Regions from separate parts of the Mus musculus genome. Here region 2 is linked to region 1. A link is a loop called in an ENCODE intact Hi-C map of the cell type or tissue named here. Cell type or tissue: heart. All regions are shown on one strand.

Region 1 (8,000 bases):
GGAGCTAAGCTATCTAACTATCTCTAGTGCCAGGCCAGCTTTCCCACGGGAAACCTCAGGACTAAATAGTGAGACATGTGGGAACAGGGGTCTCTCAGGGGCTGCAACGTGTTGTCATAGGCTGGGCTGCTTCCTCTGGAGGTGCCTTGGGGGGGCCTCAGGCTGGGAGGAGGAGCAGACTGTGTGTCATCGGAGCATGGCTGCCAGCACTCTCCACAGACAGGTGAGTCTGCTGGCCATAGGGAGCAGGCAGGGAGCCAGCCGAGGTGGCTTTGTGTGGCTGCAGCTCAGTCTGTGGGTGTACTGCCTGGACCTCTGCCTCTTCTGGCATTCACAGATCCCTGGCCTTGTCTCAGTCACGACTTTCCAGCCGGTGCTTCTGGTTGCTGACAACCTCATTCCCAGGCAGGATTCAAACGGGAAGGGTGAACAGAAATTGGTGGGTATCGCTAGAAGTCTTCAGTTGCCCATTTCACTTTTTTCTTCCTTACAGTTTTCTTATTGAAACGCGTGCAACACACTTGTCAGTTTCTTCCCTGCTTCCTAGGACAGCTGGCACTTGGTTCTGGAGGCCTGCTTAGGTCCTGATTCAGCTGGTTCACTCGTGGCCATATATCTTGACTTTCCTCACTTTTGGGGCCCCCTCCCCCTGTTCATCATCTTGCCTAGAGAGCTTGTGGTGGTGCCTCTAGTTTCCGCCCCTGGCAGGGACTGGGACTTCTTATTGGTGGCTTGTGTTCTAGAGTATAGATTCAGGGACGAGGTGGGGTCAGATGGACTCTCTGGGCAATGGATGGTGCCTTTCCCATTTGCTTGTCTGCAGCCTTGACCATCAGCACTTCTTGGAAAGGAAGCTCAGGGGCTGCAAGAATTCTGGAGGCAGTTTCAGCTGGCAGGACCTCAGCCTGGGGACCAGGAGCTGTGGGGATCTTTGACTAATCTTTGGATGAATAGAATATACATCTCTGGGTAATGGCAGGCTGACGACACTGACTGGAATCAGGATGACAGTCCCCGAAGTCCCAACATGGCTCCCTGCAAATGGGCACCTGCTAGGACAGTTTTAGAGATGTAGTTCTGGGAATCCCCTGGTGGGCACACAGTGGAAACCAGTGAGTGAGGATCATGGATATAGCCTCACACCCTTCATCTCAGGCCTGACTTGGCATCTGGCCCACGAAAGTCCAGGGCCTGGCCAGGAGATGCTACAAAGGACAGGTCTTCCCTGTTGGGGCTGAGGGATGGCTGACACTGATGGCACCACCTCAGACCTTTCTGGAAAGAAGCAGGCGAGGCAGAGTGAGATAAACAGAAGCAGGAAGTGATGTTTGGAACAGCTGTGTGCCTGTCCAGACACGCTGTCCCTCCGGGAAGGAGGGTATAACAATGCTTGCTTGTGTGGTGAGGTGCCACCTTGGGGTGGGCCCCTAACACCCCAAGTTGGCAAGAATTGCGCCACAGTATAGTTTAGAGTTTCTCTAGGGAGCTGGAGTTGGAGGAGGTTGCTGTGTATATGTCTGTCTCACAGTGTTACCCCCTTAGGGGCACCGAGGAGACAGTGGCTTTCCCGGGGAAACCAAGTGTTGCTTGGTAAAACAGCTCTCAGAGGCACTGTATTCTAAATGCGACCCCCTTGGAGTCATTAGGTGACTCTGATCAAGTTTTTTTTTAAATGCCCCCAAGCCTCCATTTCCCACCTGTAAAATGGGTGCCAGACAGAACTAAAAGCAGTTAATGCTTTTTAAATATTTACTCCATGGAAGACATTATTCTAAGTGCTTTAGGATCTGTTAAGAAATAATGTCTGGGCTGGGAGGTGACTAAGTGCTGGGCAAGGCTAAGACCTGAGTTTGAGTGCCCAGAACCCATGTAAAGCTGGGCACTTAGTGTGTGTCTGTAATCCTCCTGCTCCTAAAACTTTTGAGATGGGAGGCAGAGACAAGAGTGTCCCTGGAAGACTGAGGGCCACCTAGACCATCATGCTATGCTTTGAATAACAAAAACACCAGGCTCAGTCAGGGTGAAGGGGGAGAACTGACACCAGAAGTTCTCATCTGACCGCCACAAGCACATACCTACAGATGCACACACACACATGCACACAGAAACACATACACGCATGCATATACTCACACATGCACAAACTCACATACACACACAGGCACATACCCGCGCATGCACACAAACTCATACATGCATGCATGCACATACTCACATATGCATATATGCATGCACACACACATGTACACAGGCACACATGTGTATACACATGCAGGTACTCACACAAGCACAAATGTGTACGCATGCACACATGCACACACACTCCCAACAGCACAGTGCCTGTATTGTGCTTCCTATTTTACAGATGGTGAGATAGAAGCATGGAGAGAGAGAGAGAGAGAGAGAGAGGGAGAGAGAGAGATATTAAAGCAACCTGCTCTAGCCAGCTCTCATAGTTACTGAGCCAGGTTTTAAATCTGGCTACTCTAAAAATGTACTCACTCCGTCGTCATCCAAATCCACAGAGTGCTCAGGAGCATTAACTGTGAGTTGGTCTGGAGAACACTCGGCACGGTACCCAGACAATACTAAGTGATCAATACATAGTATCTAATGCCACAGTTGCTGTGATTGGCATGGGTAATAAGGCTGGGATCTAGACTGCAGGGCAGAGCAGCCTGTTCTGAACCTGTCTCCCTGCCAAAACCATTTAGATGGTGCTGGCACCTCTGCAGCCTCCTAGGAGACTGGCTGCAGGGGGCTCTCAGCTGATTCTGCCCAAATCTCCCAGGACCCAGGGCATCTGGGAATGGCAGGCAGTACTGAGACTAGACACATGCAGATTCCATGCACACTGCAGAGCTGACCAGTGGGTTCTACCCAGCTGTCTGGAAATGGCCTTGTAGCAATGTGCTCCCTGGTGCTGGGGAGAGAGGAAGGCTCCCCACTTTTTTGGAATTCGATAGGATATAGGTCTATAACACAAGGCTTTTCTGATCAGACCCAAAGTTGAAACTCAAGTGTCCAGGGCTCCGAGAGCTACTCATAGTCCACTGTGTTTTCCTGTCATGAGAGGGAGCTGTAGCCTATACCTCTGTTTGCTCAGGCCTGCTCTGTCCAGGAAGGGAGCCAGTCATTGTCAGTGGCTGTGGAGCATGTGGGACGTGGCTCATCTGACTGAAGTGAGCTACTGTAAGTGTAAAGTGTGCTTCACTTTACATTTTACACTTTGCAACCCTCTGGCTCAGAACTCATTGTATAGAGGCTGGGGCCTTGAACTTTCAATCCTCCTGCCTCTCTCTCCTCAGAGTTCAGATTATGTCTGACTCTGAACATTTAATAGGAGAAAGAAAAGTAAAATAGTCCACTAGTACTTATATTGATTATGAGTCAAAATACTCATACTTTGGATATATTGGATATTTGGATAATATAATAACACATTAAGGGGAATATGGCATTAAAATAATTCTGTCTCCCTTTTTGGGGATGGCAGCACTAGAGATGGTTGAGTCCTGGGGTTTCCTAGGGCCAGGGAAGCACCCTACTAAAAAGTTATAGCCTAGCCCAACTTCCTGTTCTAAAACATGGGTTCTAGAAAACACTTGCATGTCTTGGATTTTATTTCTGACAAGCAGCCTGGGCTTAGGGGCTCACTGGCATCTCTTTGGCAAAGGCCATTATGCACACAGAGTGGATTATAAAACCCACATCCTGGTGCCCAGCTCACTGGCCACCTTGGTGCTCACAAAAGTAGAAGCAACTGTTTACAGCTGGCCTCTGTGGCCACCTGCTTCTCAGAGGCTTCAGCCAAACACAGATGGGGTAAAATCGCCCCTCTACTGACATGTGCAGGCTGGTGCCCTGGCCATTGGTTCCTCAAACAAGATGGCGTGAGAACTACTGTTTACATTGTCTTTGGTAGTATATCTCTACAATACAGGGGAAAAGGTGCCCAGGTCACATGCAAACAACGTGCCACTTTATGTAGGAGACTCGAACATCAGGTGATTTGGGTATATGTAGGACTCTTGCATCTGACGGTCAAGGATGCTATGGAGGTTTGAATAAGAGTGGTCCCCATAGGCTCATATATTTGACTGTTTAGTTGTCAGGGAGTGGGACTATCTGAGATGGAGTAGCAGGTGTGGCCTAGTTGGAGTAGGTGTGGCCTAATTGGAATAGGCGTGGTCTTGTTGGAAGCCTTTATGATAATGAACTAACTTCTGAAACTGTAAGCACAGTCCTAGTTAAACTCTCTCTTCTATAAGCATTTCCTCGGTCATGGCATCTCTTCTGTTGTTCTCCTCAACTTACAAATGTGTAAACTGAGGCACAGAGAGGCGACAACAGTTTGGCCAGAGTTACAGAAACTCTAAAAAAGAGGAGTCAAAACAGAGCCCAAGAGCGGTGGCTCCAAATAAAGAGCTGTGGCTCCGTCCAAATGGAGTTCACAGGCCTGGCTATTGACAAGGGAGCCAAAAAGTCTCTCTAGGCATATTTCTAATGTTTGGTTATGGCCAGCCTCCTTCTGCCTGGGTCTCAGCTGCAGGCCCCCCACTTTGCCTTAGAGCTTTGAGTTTGCCAGGCATCGGTATGCATAGTGGAGGACAGACTCTGAAGCATTGGCCCCGGATGCCTGCCTGGCCCACACCAAGCCAAAGAGAGCTTGGGCAGAACAATCAACCGGTAAGGTTGTGGCCTGGGCTAGAGGGCTGTGATGGGCTATATGCCCTCCAGGGATGCTGGTGTGGTCAGCTGGGAGCTGGCCTTCTTACTGCTCCTGAGGGTGGGGGTTCTCCCCATTATGCCACAGATGACTGTGAGTTCCACAGGGGTCCTGGGATGCTGAGTCCGATGGAAGAAAGGCCCAGTCTCCCCTACCAGGCTGGGAAGCAGTGCTCAGAAGTCTGTGGGGCCCATGGAAGGACTCTGCTTGCACTGTGACTTTGTCACTGACCTTTGGTCCAACCTTGGCTTCTTTGCTATGGCACCAGCTGCTGGCAGCACTTGGCTTTGGAGCCTGTCAACCCTAGCAATGGCTCTCTCTACTTATTATACTGTAGATGTTTGTCAGAGATCACGCCTGTACCCCTTAGCCATGAGACAGGTGATATGGAAAGAGAGAGAGAGAGACAGAGAGAGAGAGAGATAGAGAGACAGAGATAGAGATAGATAGATAGATAGATAGATAGATAGATAGAGAGAGAGAGATAGAGAGAGAGAGAATGGTAGGATACCCAGGAAGGTATAGCGTTCCTGAAGAGTCAAGTCCTTGAGTTCCCCAGGCTCAGCTGAGGACCTGGGAGATAGATGGGGCTATGTTCTAGGAGCTCCTCTGTCTGCATTTGCCATATCATTTCAAAAATTAAAAATTGTGCTGAATGCCATCACGAGTCTTTCCGTCTTCGCCAAGAGTGGGAGAGGGTGAAGCTCTCTGTTCATCAGAGCCAGAGGAGCTATGGATTGGACTGCAGGGCTCAAAGAGAGCTCAGCCGAAGTAGGCTGTGTAACAAAGGGAAATGTAAGGACTGTTGATACCCAGAGAGCACTTGGGAAGCTGTGATGTCATTGGCTGGAAATAGCGACTGTTAAACACGACCTCCCCTTGTGTTTTCTCACCTGCTCATAGACTGTTCTCATCAGCTCTAGGAAGCCCTGCAGGCCCTTCAGTTTGGTTTCCAGTTCAGTTCTTCGGAGACACTCAGCATCCAGGTCCTGGAGTTGGGAGTGGAGGTGAGAGTGGAGACTAAGAAAGCCAGGGCTTGGGGCAGGAGTTGGGCAGGAGTCAGGGGAGGGGGAGGATATCCAGAGGAAGTCTGCCTCTGAGCCTGAAGAAAGACAGCCTGCTGCTGGGCCTTTTGCCTCTTGGTCCCTCAGCCCATGTGCCTGAGGGTTTTGCTTAGGTATCAAGGTAAGTGGATGATGCTGGTGACAAGGGCAGGGGTGTGTGTGTGTGTGTGTGTGTGTGTGTGTCATGATGGAGGGAGGGTCATGATGGAGGGAGGGTCATGATGGAGGGAGGGTCATGATGGAGGGAGGGTCATGATGGAGGGAGAGTCATGATAAAGGGAAGGTCATGATGGAGGGTCATGATGGAGGGAGAGTCATGATAAAGGGAGGGTTATGATGGAGGGAGGGTCATGATGGAGGGAGAGTCATGATAAAGGGAAGGTCATGATGGAGAGAGGGTCATGATGGAGGGAGAGTCATGATGGAGGGAGGGTCATGATGGAGGATCATGATGGAGAGAGGGTCATGATGGAGGGAGGGTCATGATGGAGAGAGGGTCATGATGGAGGGAGAGTCATGATGGAGGGAGGGTCATGATGGAGGATCATGATGGAGAGAGGGTCATGATGGAGGGAGGGTCATGATGGAGAGAGGGTCATGATGGAGGGAGGGTCATGATGGAGGGAGGGTCATGATGGAGGACCCTGGGCACTAGGTGTTACCTTCTTCAGCTGGACAAAGGTAAACTCCAGGTCTGTGCGCTTGGAGATCTCGTCCTCATACCTGTGGGGAGAGATGTTCTTTAGCAATGTTGTAGAACTTAGGGTTTAGTTAACTTTCCTTGAGAGTCCAGGTCTCTGTTAGATCTTTGTGCTTTGTGATGATTAGAGAAGGTAGCCATTCTGGGTGTGGAGGCATATGTTCATAATTCTAGCACCTGAGAGACGGAGACAGGATTCAACAAGCTTGAGGACAACCTGGACTGCAAGTTCTAGGCTATTCAGGGCCACATAGTGATGCCTTGTTAGGACAAAAAACAAAACAATCAAAATCAAATAAGAGAACTTGGGTCTTCCTTTGGTGGGCACAGACTCTACTGCACAGCCCTCTGGGAAGCCTTCTTGATGGTGTACCCCTTTCATGGTGGCTCTTTTCTCTACCCACCCCCCAGAATCACAAGTGCAGGTGGGCTATGCCTGTAGTCAGTCCTCTTCTAGCATTTAGCTCATTCCTCTTGTTAAACTAGAGAATCTTGAGGGGAAAAGACCAAATCCATGATTGTCCATTTAAAGCAAGCTGCATTTTGGGGTGCACCTAGGACTGGCCAGGTGTCTGTCTCACCCTAAGTCAGAATTTGAGAGCAGCCCCTGCTGGCATCTTGAAGTCCCTTTTGTATGAGAGACAAGGTGTTCACAGGGGAGAGCCAGTTGTTGTACATTGTTCAAAAGAGGCGATGAAAGGGAAGCAACAGGGGTAAGCATACACATCGTGCGAATGGAGTGCCAAGGAGTTTACATGCCTGTCAACTCTCTTCCATGTAGCTTCCCTCCTGTGTCAGGCTCACCCTGGGTTTGTAAAAAGGAGATTGTTGGGTGGGGACAGAACCCTTTGGTCCCTCACTTTTCCCTCTTCTAGGTAAGACAGTAGTCTTGGCCTCATCAGGTGGATGGCATCTGCCAGCCTCAGATGTCCTATCCTCGCCCTCAGGGACAGCCCCAGTGGATGTACACGGATATGGGTTAGCTTCTTTTCCCCTTTCCAGGAATGCCTGACTCAGGGTTCTAATTACAGGTGCCTGCTGCCCAGCCTTTGACCTCCTGGAAGGGCAGTGTCACAGTGGCCCTGGCAGCTGACTAGACCCACATGTTTTCTGAAGGGGAGTGGACCTAAGGATGGCAGGGTTCAGAGGGCACCAAGGTCTCAAAATTGGGGAATAGGCTGCACTTGGCCTTACCCTGTCTTCCAGGAATCTGTGAGGCTCTCTGAGGGTCATGATGGGGCTGGACAGGGGTCATGCATCAGGGAGAACAAAAATGCTCAGAGGTTCTGACTACAGGTGTGCTGATTATAGGTGTCTATATGTGTGTAACAGGTACCACGGGCTCCCTTTCCTGGTGGTCCCTAACACCTTCTCCTGTGACCCTCAGAGATTGCAGCTGGGGAGGACCTCAGGGTCCTGTGAGGAGTGCAGGCTGAGCAGAGGGCTCAAGTGCTAACTCCCCTGAGGGGCAACTGCACAGCTTAGTTACAACTTATGTGTGTGCGTT
Region 2 (8,000 bases), 55 kb after region 1:
ACCACCAGGAAAAGAAGAACCCTGACTTAGTCAAGGGCTGATGGAATTGTCTTGTTTCACTTATTCATGTAAAGGTTGATGACCATATTTTAAAAAGATTTATTTATTTTTATCTTATATGCATTTGTGAGTGTCTGCATGTGTGTGTGTGCATGTCTGCATGCGTGTGTGCACAGGTGCATGGCTGGTGCCCATGGAGGCCAGAGGAAGGTGTCAGATCTGGAATTGGAGTTGCAGATGGTTACAGACCTCCAAGTTGATGCTGGGAAAGGAACTCCATCCTTACACAAGGGCAGCCAGTGCTCTTGACCATGGAGTCATTTCTCCAGCCCCTGCTGATGTCTTTTAAATTCTGAGATCTTTTGCCAACTTTCCCTGCAGGAGGAGGTGACAATCAATAACCCCAGTAGCACAGCACAAGGCTGGAGTGCTGCTAACATGGGTTCAGTCTTCACTGGCTTCACAGGCACAAAAGGGTTTCAAGTCTACTGTTTGAGACAGAATCTTGCTGTGCAGCTCTGGCTGGTCGTCAGCTCACAGCCTTCACTGTCAGCTCCTGCCTTGCTTGGGTCATGGGCGTGTGTCACCATGCCTAGCCTGGCTTTGTGCCTCTATTCTTTTTCCTACCCCAGTTTGAGAGGTGCTGAGCAGTCCTTCATATTTGCAAGTAATTTTCTTTGTTATAATTGTATTTACTTTATTTATATATCATTTATTTATTTAGTATGTGTATGTGTGTACGTATGTGTATGTGTGTATACGTGTGTATGTGTGTATGTATATGTGTGTATGTATGAGTATTTATGTGTATATGGGTATTGTGTATGTATATGTGTGTATGTGTATATATATATGTGTGTGTGTATATATATGTGTGTATATATATGTGTGTATGTATATGTGTGTATGTGTACGTGTGTATATATATGTGTATATGTATATGTGTGTATGTGTACATGTGTATGTATGTATATATATGTGTATATGTATATGTGTATATGTATGTGTATATGTGTGTATGCATGTGTACATGCAGATGCCTTCAGGCACTCACAGAGGCTGATGGTATTGGCTCCCTGGAGCTAGAGTTGCAGGAAGATGTGAGTCACCTGACCTGAGTCTGGGAACTGAAATTGGGTGGTCTTAACCACAGATCCATCTCCCCCATCTCCCACGGTCCTAATCATCACCATTATTATTATTTTTTTAAAGTAATCTAGTGGTTCCAACTACTGGGGTTCAAATCTTAGCTTTTCTACATTTTAGCTGTGGGAGCTTGGGCAAGTGACTTAAATTATTTGTACTTCAATGTATTCTCTTCATATGAGGACCATACTGGGTTTGGTGAGACATGTCTATAATTCTAGCACTTAGGAAGCTGGGACGGGGTCATCAACAATCTGAGGCCAGCTTTGGCTACACGGTGACAGCCTGTCACAAAAGGTGGAGAGGTACAATACACCTCTGTGTCATAGGTTATATCATACGGACAAAATGGTTCAGTACGTTAAGCCGGCACATGCGCAGAAGATACCATGTAAACCACAGCCCACATTCTCCATGCCTGTTATGTTCTTCAGGATGGTGGTGTACAGTCAGGAAAGTAGCCTGCTGTCCATCACATCCTTCTCAGCCTGTGTCCCTCAGCTCCTTTGTGTTATGCTTGTATGCCCTGAAGTTTTTGTGTGTGCCACTATTAGAGATTGAGCATTGGTCCACATACATGCTGGTCACGCACTCTGCCATTGGCTACCTCCCCCAGTGGCTCACGCAGACTGCTAAATGGCTTTTAGTCTGATCAGCAGTCACAGTTCAAGATCATGAAAAAAAAAACTCCCCCCCCCCCCGGTCTAAGAATTAGAATGTGTGTTTTTTTTTTTTCTGGTCTTGAATACAAGTTATTATGTTTCTCCTGCTCTGTGAATGGAGCCACAATGTCCACTGGGCCAGGATTGCAGGGGCCAGGCATCCAGGTCAGGATTGGTGGATACAGGTAGTGCTAATAATCTGTGCTCACTGCTGTTGGTGGTTGGGTTCCAGAGGATGCTTAGCATAGTAGCCAAGAGAGTCAGGGGACAAGCAAAGTTTACACTTGGCATCGCTTAGTGTGAGTGTGAGTGTGAGTGTGAGTGAGTGTGTATGGTATGTGTGAATGTGTGGTGTGTGTTTGAATATGTGTGTGAATGTGTGTGTGTGAATGTGTGTATGTGAGTGTGTGTAGCCTCACTGAGTTAGGCAGAAGACAATGGAGGAGTTTGTGGGGCTAAGGCAAAATATAGGAGGTAGTCTCTCTAAGGTCTGCATGTGGTGAGAGGGGAGGGGAAGGAATGGGTAAGAGAGAGAGAAAGAGAGAGAGAGACAGAGAGAGACAGAGAGAGACTGGGTTCAGATGAACCACTAGGCTGTGAACTCTTTTGGGGCAGGAATTTGATGGGAGGTGTGGTGTCAGGGGCTGGCAGCCCTCTGTGAAACACTTCAAAGGACATTTGTGTGTGTGTGTGTGTGTGTGTGTGTGTGTGTGTGTGTTGCCTCCACCTGGCACTGAGTGGCCTCTCAGGTTGGTCTGGGAATGTGGGAGCAGGAGGAATCTAGCTAGCACTGGAGTTTTAAAGAATGTTCCAGGGAGGGGTAAGAGGCCCAGGGCAGATGTGGGGTAGGCTCAGGAATGAGGAAGTATTTCTCAAGCCTGTGTGTGGTGGTTATAGGGGGCCGAGGCCTGGACTGAAGTGCCCAGGTACTTTTGTCTGTGTGCTTCCCAGCTCTTGTTAGACCCTCATCCTGAAGGAGCTGTGGCTGAGGGGGCCAGGACCCGTCCAGGTCAGCGCACTAGCTGTGCCCTGCTGGGGCTCAGCTTGAGAAAGAGAAGGAGCTCTTGGTGTGGGTGAGAAACAACCTCCAAAGTGGGGGATGGGTGGCAGGGGCTGTAGCAGGATGGAAAGTGGGGTGCAGAGGGGGACAAAGGACTGAGGAAGCACCTTGAGGGGTAGGGAGTCTCCTTGAGAGCTTAGGGTTGTCTACCTGAAAAGGCAAAGCAGGAAGAATATGACATTCCCATCCTCCCCACCTAGGACGCCCCTAAAGGACCAGTCTCACTGCATGGAGCCAGAGGTGGGCTAAAGGCTGTCCAAGTGAGTCTGGGAAAACTGGAAGTCCAGGAGCACTCCGAGGAGCACTGAGCACACCACCACGGGTTACCACAGAGGCCAGTTTTAGTTGATTCCCTTGTCAGGCATAGCCTAGTGGGTTTGTAAGCAGGAAAAATGAGGCAGAGCAGGGAGGAACGTCTGGATGTGAACGGGAGACAGGACACACACATGTGCATACAAATGTGTTCAGTTGTGAATCCAGACCCCCCATGCACAGACTGCACTCATATACACTCACACTAGTGTGTTAGGGGTATGAGGGCACAGAAGGGTACGCACAGCCATCCCAGGAACCCATACAGTAGTTTGAGGAGGGGGTGAGGCAAGCCCTCTGAACTTGGATGGTGGGGAGGGCGCAGTTACTGAAACAGCTCTTCCCAGTAAGGATCGTCACAGGGCCAGGTTACTCAAGAACTGAGCTGAGCTCTCCAGTAGCAGCTGGGCCAGGAAGGAGAGTCCTAGGAAGCCTAGGGCTTCCCCAGCCAGTGGGTGAGGGGTTTCAACTTTCAGCAGGAGCTAAAGTTTGTCAGGCACTTCCTTTTGTAGCACTTGGCTTTCCTACTGGCCTCAGGAATCTAGGTATTCACTCCTCATACCTGCTCTAGGAAGCCTTCTCCTGCCAATTGTAAGGTGGTCTCTTTGCGGTCCAGAGATTTCTGGGCTGTGGGTATCTTGGACAACTTGCCTGAGGTGTGGGTGTCTCACGACGGCGTCTCGGCCTCCTGCAGACACTTCCCGAGTGGACGAAGAGCCTTGGGCGGCGGCTGGGGGCGGTGCGAGGGCAGAAGGCAGGCGGACAGGAAGGCCCTGGCTGCAGAGAAAGGTGGCCAGCGGCCAGCCCCGCCCTGTCCCCACCTGTGTGCGCTCAGCCTCCGCCCCGCATGGAGGAATAAAAGGTCGCAGACTGCCTGAGGTCAGGGAGTTCGCGCTGCTCCTCGCCTCGTCCAGCCAGCTGTGTCCAGCCGCTATGTCCATCCACTTCAGCTCTCGCTCCACTGCTTACCCGGGCCGCGGGGCTCAGGTGCGCCTGAGCTCGGGCCGCGCCAGCTTCGGCAGCAGGAGCCTCTATGGCCTGGGCTCATCAAGGCCTCGTGTGGCCGTGCGCTCCGCTTATGGGGGCCCGGTGGGCGCTGGCATCCGCGAGATCACCATCAATCAGAGCTTGCTGGCGCCGCTGAGTGTGGACATCGATCCCACCATCCAGCAGGTGCGCCAGGAGGAGCGCGAGCAGATCAAGACCCTCAACAACAAATTCGCCTCCTTCATCGACAAGGTGAGACAGCCTCAGTCGCACGGTTCTTTCCGGCCACGCCTTGCCCTGGGAGGCTGGTGTAGGTCTCTTTCCTCTTGTGTCTTCGGTGGGCTCTGTATAGTACTTCTCCTTACACCCTCCTTTAGTCTCCAAACTCCGCTCTGCCAACAAATGGCCTTGGGCCCCTCCCTTTCCTCAAGGACTCAAGGATTGCCCCCAAGTTCTCTCCAGCTTCCATAGTTGACTGGTCTCGGGGGATTTGGAGCCACTTTGTAACAGGTGTGAGGCTAGGAGCTCTGGAGGCCAAGGCCAGCAGTTAGTTCTTTGGTGTCTGGGTCCCTTTCCCTGGGAGGAGGTTGTGAGGAGTCAGGAATGGGGTGGGATGACTCCTCCTTTCTCCATGGGAGAACTTTGTATCTGAGGTAGATGCTGAGAATAAAGGCCTGGCGGAGGGAGGCTTCTGCCCTACTTACCTGCCCGTTCCTCTACCTTTTTTGTTGGTAGGAGGTAAGGTTACCTCTGCCTTTGCAGATGGCTCTGTGGGAGACTGGGACTTGGGAGAGGGGCCCTTTGGAAGGTATCTCCCTGGCTGTCCATCCCAGTCATTCATGGGCATCTAGGAAGCTGAGGCCTGCAGTCCTGCCTGTCCCTCTGGCTAGGACCAATCCCTTGCTTCACCGTCTCCCTTCCAGTCCTCCTGCCTGTACCGTTCTGTCCCAGAAATCCTTAAAAGAAACTTCCCAGACTGCTCTAGCCCCACTTCCTGCTCTATGCTGAGCTGTGCCATCCTAATCCAGCTCATGATTCCTCAGGCTGCTGGTTTCAAGGGCTTTTCTTGCCTCCCACCTTCAGGCTGAGATAAGAGGAAGGAGAGAAGATACTGAGGAAGAAAGAAAAATTCCAGCGTGGAAGGAGGGGCCAGTCCAGTCAGTCCCCTAATACCCTCTCACCCCCAGCTTCAGAGAAGAAAGGGGCTATTTAAGGGGCAGAGGTAGAAAATACCATTGAAGCAGAATTGGCTAGGAACAGTGTACTCCACTAAGCCAAGCACATCAACTCCATGGCTTACACTTGAAATAGGGTCCTAGGGATGAGGGGTAAGCACAACTAGTGGGCACATGGGCTCTGCTGCACAGTGGTTCCAGACTTTTCAACATCTGTGGTAGTAGAGTCTGGCCCCTCAGGTTCCTCCTCTTCCACACCCCTCCAGGTACGCTTCCTGGAACAGCAGAACAAGATGCTGGAGACCAAGTGGGCGCTGCTGCAGGAACAGAAGTCAGCCAAGAGCAGCCAGCTTCCCCGAATCTTTGAGGCTCAGATTGCTGGGCTGAGGCAGCAGCTCGAGACACTGCAGCTGGATGGGGGCCGCCTGGAGGTGGAACTGCGGAACATGCAGGATGTGGTGGAAGATTTCAAGAATAAGTAATGTCCCTGGTGCCTTTTGGAGGATCCCAGCCCTGGGGACAGTATGCCTCTCACACACAGACCCTCCACAAGTGTCCCTGGTTCAGACCTGGTCAGGGGTCAGAGTGCACAGCTGCTCAGCACTGGAATGGCTGGAGCTATGGCCTTTGTTGACACAGTCCCTGCCTCACCTCTCCTTCTTGCCCCCAGGGGCTGTTGCTGGGACATTCTGGTCATTTTTTCCCTCAGCTTAGTCAGAAATTACCCTGTCTACCCTGACAGTGCTAGTTCCTTTTTTGGTGCCTAAGTCCCTAGGCACCATGAGTAGAAGGTGTCCTATGACTGGAATGCTTCAGAACGTATAGCCCTCACAGATTATTCTAGGACAGCCTTTCCCACCTCATGCAGATGAAGAATTGGAAACCAGACTGTCTATGGGACTTAGTCAAAATCACATTGCAGGTCACAGGAAACTTGTTCTTGAAGTTGGGTCCTTAATTCCCAGGAGGGGCCAAAGAGCTGATATGAGAAGGAAAGAAACAGATGGAGTTAATGGTTTTGCATGACACAGCAGGGCTCAGGGCAAACTAGGGACGGAGCCACCAGAGACAGGAAGCCTGGGATTTGTGGGTACCTTTGAATGTCCCCGAAAACTCTTTTTTTCTCACTGAACAGAAAGCAAAGCCTAAGACTTGAGCGGGGCCCCTCCCCTGTTCCCCTCCTCCCCTGCCCCTGAGCACCGGGGACAGCTAGTGTGCTCTGTGTGTTGTTGTGTGACTAAGAGGGACCAGGCATACCAGCTCTGACCGGAGGAGAACAAACAGGACCTCTGGGGAGTGTCTCCCACCAGCTGCTTCCCTTGGGCAAAAGTCAACAGACAATCTCATAGAAGGTGGAACCAGACAGGTGCAGGGCAAGAGGATTCTGGGTAGCCAGCCAGCCCCTATTGTCAGGCAGTCAGCCCACACCCAGCCCCCCTCACCTCAGAGCAGCCGGCTTCTGTGAGCTTCAGGTAGGACGAATGAGGGACAGGCAGCAGGCACAGGGAAGGGGAATGGCTGCCCTGAGAGCTCAAGCCTATTTGGAGCCCAGCAACCCAGCCCCAAGGTGGAGCTTCAGAGAGCCTTGCAGATGTAGCTTCTGTGAGACTGAAGTACCACTCTGGATGTGTGAATGTCCCCAGCCTGGCTCCTGGCTGGCGCCCTGCTTTCTACCAAAGCCGTTCATCCAGGCTGCCTCCTGCCAGTCTCAGCAGGCAATTCCTGCGAGCGCCTGAGCTCTCAGTCCTTCATCCCCACCTTCCCACCTGTCCTTACATTTTCTTTTGATTCTTCCCTACAAACACACTGGAACAGGCAAATGCATACTCTTCCCGTTTGCCCTGCTTGCAGAAATCCTCCCAAAGCCAGGTGCCAGCTCCTTCAGAGGAGGAGGAGGGATTTGGGGGAAAGATGTAGGCTCTACCATCCAGTGTGGCCTGGCTTTTCAGGACTTCATGTGCTTTGTCCTGACTCATCAAGCTTCTCCCCTTTGAGCTTCCTCTTCGCAACTCAGGGGTGGGCCTACCTAGTGGTCAGGCTTGTGTTAGCTGTGGGGAGTTAAGCTAGGGATTGTCCCTTTGTAGTACAGTGACCTGGGCTGGTGACCTGCCTCTGTGTTTTCAGTTCTGACAATTACAGTACTATATTGTGGGGCTGTTGGGAGGGTGTGTGTGTGTGTGTGTGTGTGTGTGTGTGTGAGAGAGAGAGAGAGAGAGAGAGAGAGAGAGAGAGAGTTATCCCACAGGAAGTGCACACCAGTGCAGGCTCCATATACAGCCCCTAAGCATGGCTATGATTGCTCTCCCCATCAGTAGCTGCAGCCTTTGGCGTCTAATTCATATACATTTCCTAACCCCCTTCCCTCCATGCCGAGACTTAGAACCTTGGAACTCTGCATGGAGGTGAGAGAAATTATGTTTTGTAGCCCTGACCCCTGCTCTCTGAGGTGTGTCACTGAGTGTTGTGTGTGAGTGCTTGGGGGCTAAGCTGTATGTTACCCTCCCACCTCCCCCTGCAGGTATGAAGAGGAGATCAACCGACGCACGGCTGCTGAGAATGAGTTTGTGTTGCTGAAGAAGGTGAGGGGCAGAGGTACTAGAGGGCCATCTCATACACAGGATGGGACCCTGGCTTTACCACAGGGCTAGGTCTGTGGTC

What was found. Peaks named below come from ENCODE experiments on the same cell type or tissue, not always from the same donor. Only the 100,000 strongest peaks of a DNase experiment are listed, where the experiment ranks them.
Region 2: a loop joins it to region 1, with 2.0 times the contacts of the local background. A loop is called at or near these places in 3 of 42 quality-filtered maps.

The regions. Positions count from the first base shown.
Region 1 is chr15:101,353,025-101,361,024 of GRCm38, forward strand. Krt80 (keratin 80) reads right to left here. Exons shown (of 9, transcript NM_028770.3): 3 at 6,456-6,516; 4 at 5,623-5,718. It overlaps Gm35853 (a long non-coding RNA gene), which reads left to right and starts at 5,569. Exons shown (of 3, transcript XR_875674.2): 1 at 5,569-5,736. In heart, a CTCF peak has its summit at 3,081; no DNase peak of the experiment used is centred here; H3K27ac peaks cover 303 bases; H3K27me3 peaks cover 1,717 bases.
Region 2 is chr15:101,408,361-101,416,360 of GRCm38, forward strand. Krt7 (keratin 7) reads left to right here and starts at 4,043. Exons shown (of 9, transcript NM_033073.3): 1 at 4,043-4,419; 2 at 5,609-5,820; 3 at 7,861-7,921. The coding sequence starts at 4,114. Gm671 (a long non-coding RNA gene) reads right to left here and starts at 3,832. Exons shown (of 4, transcript XR_384459.2): 1 at 3,743-3,832. In heart, no CTCF peak of the experiment used is centred here; no DNase peak of the experiment used is centred here; H3K4me3 peaks cover 1,418 bases; H3K27ac peaks cover 2,900 bases; H3K27me3 peaks cover 4,922 bases.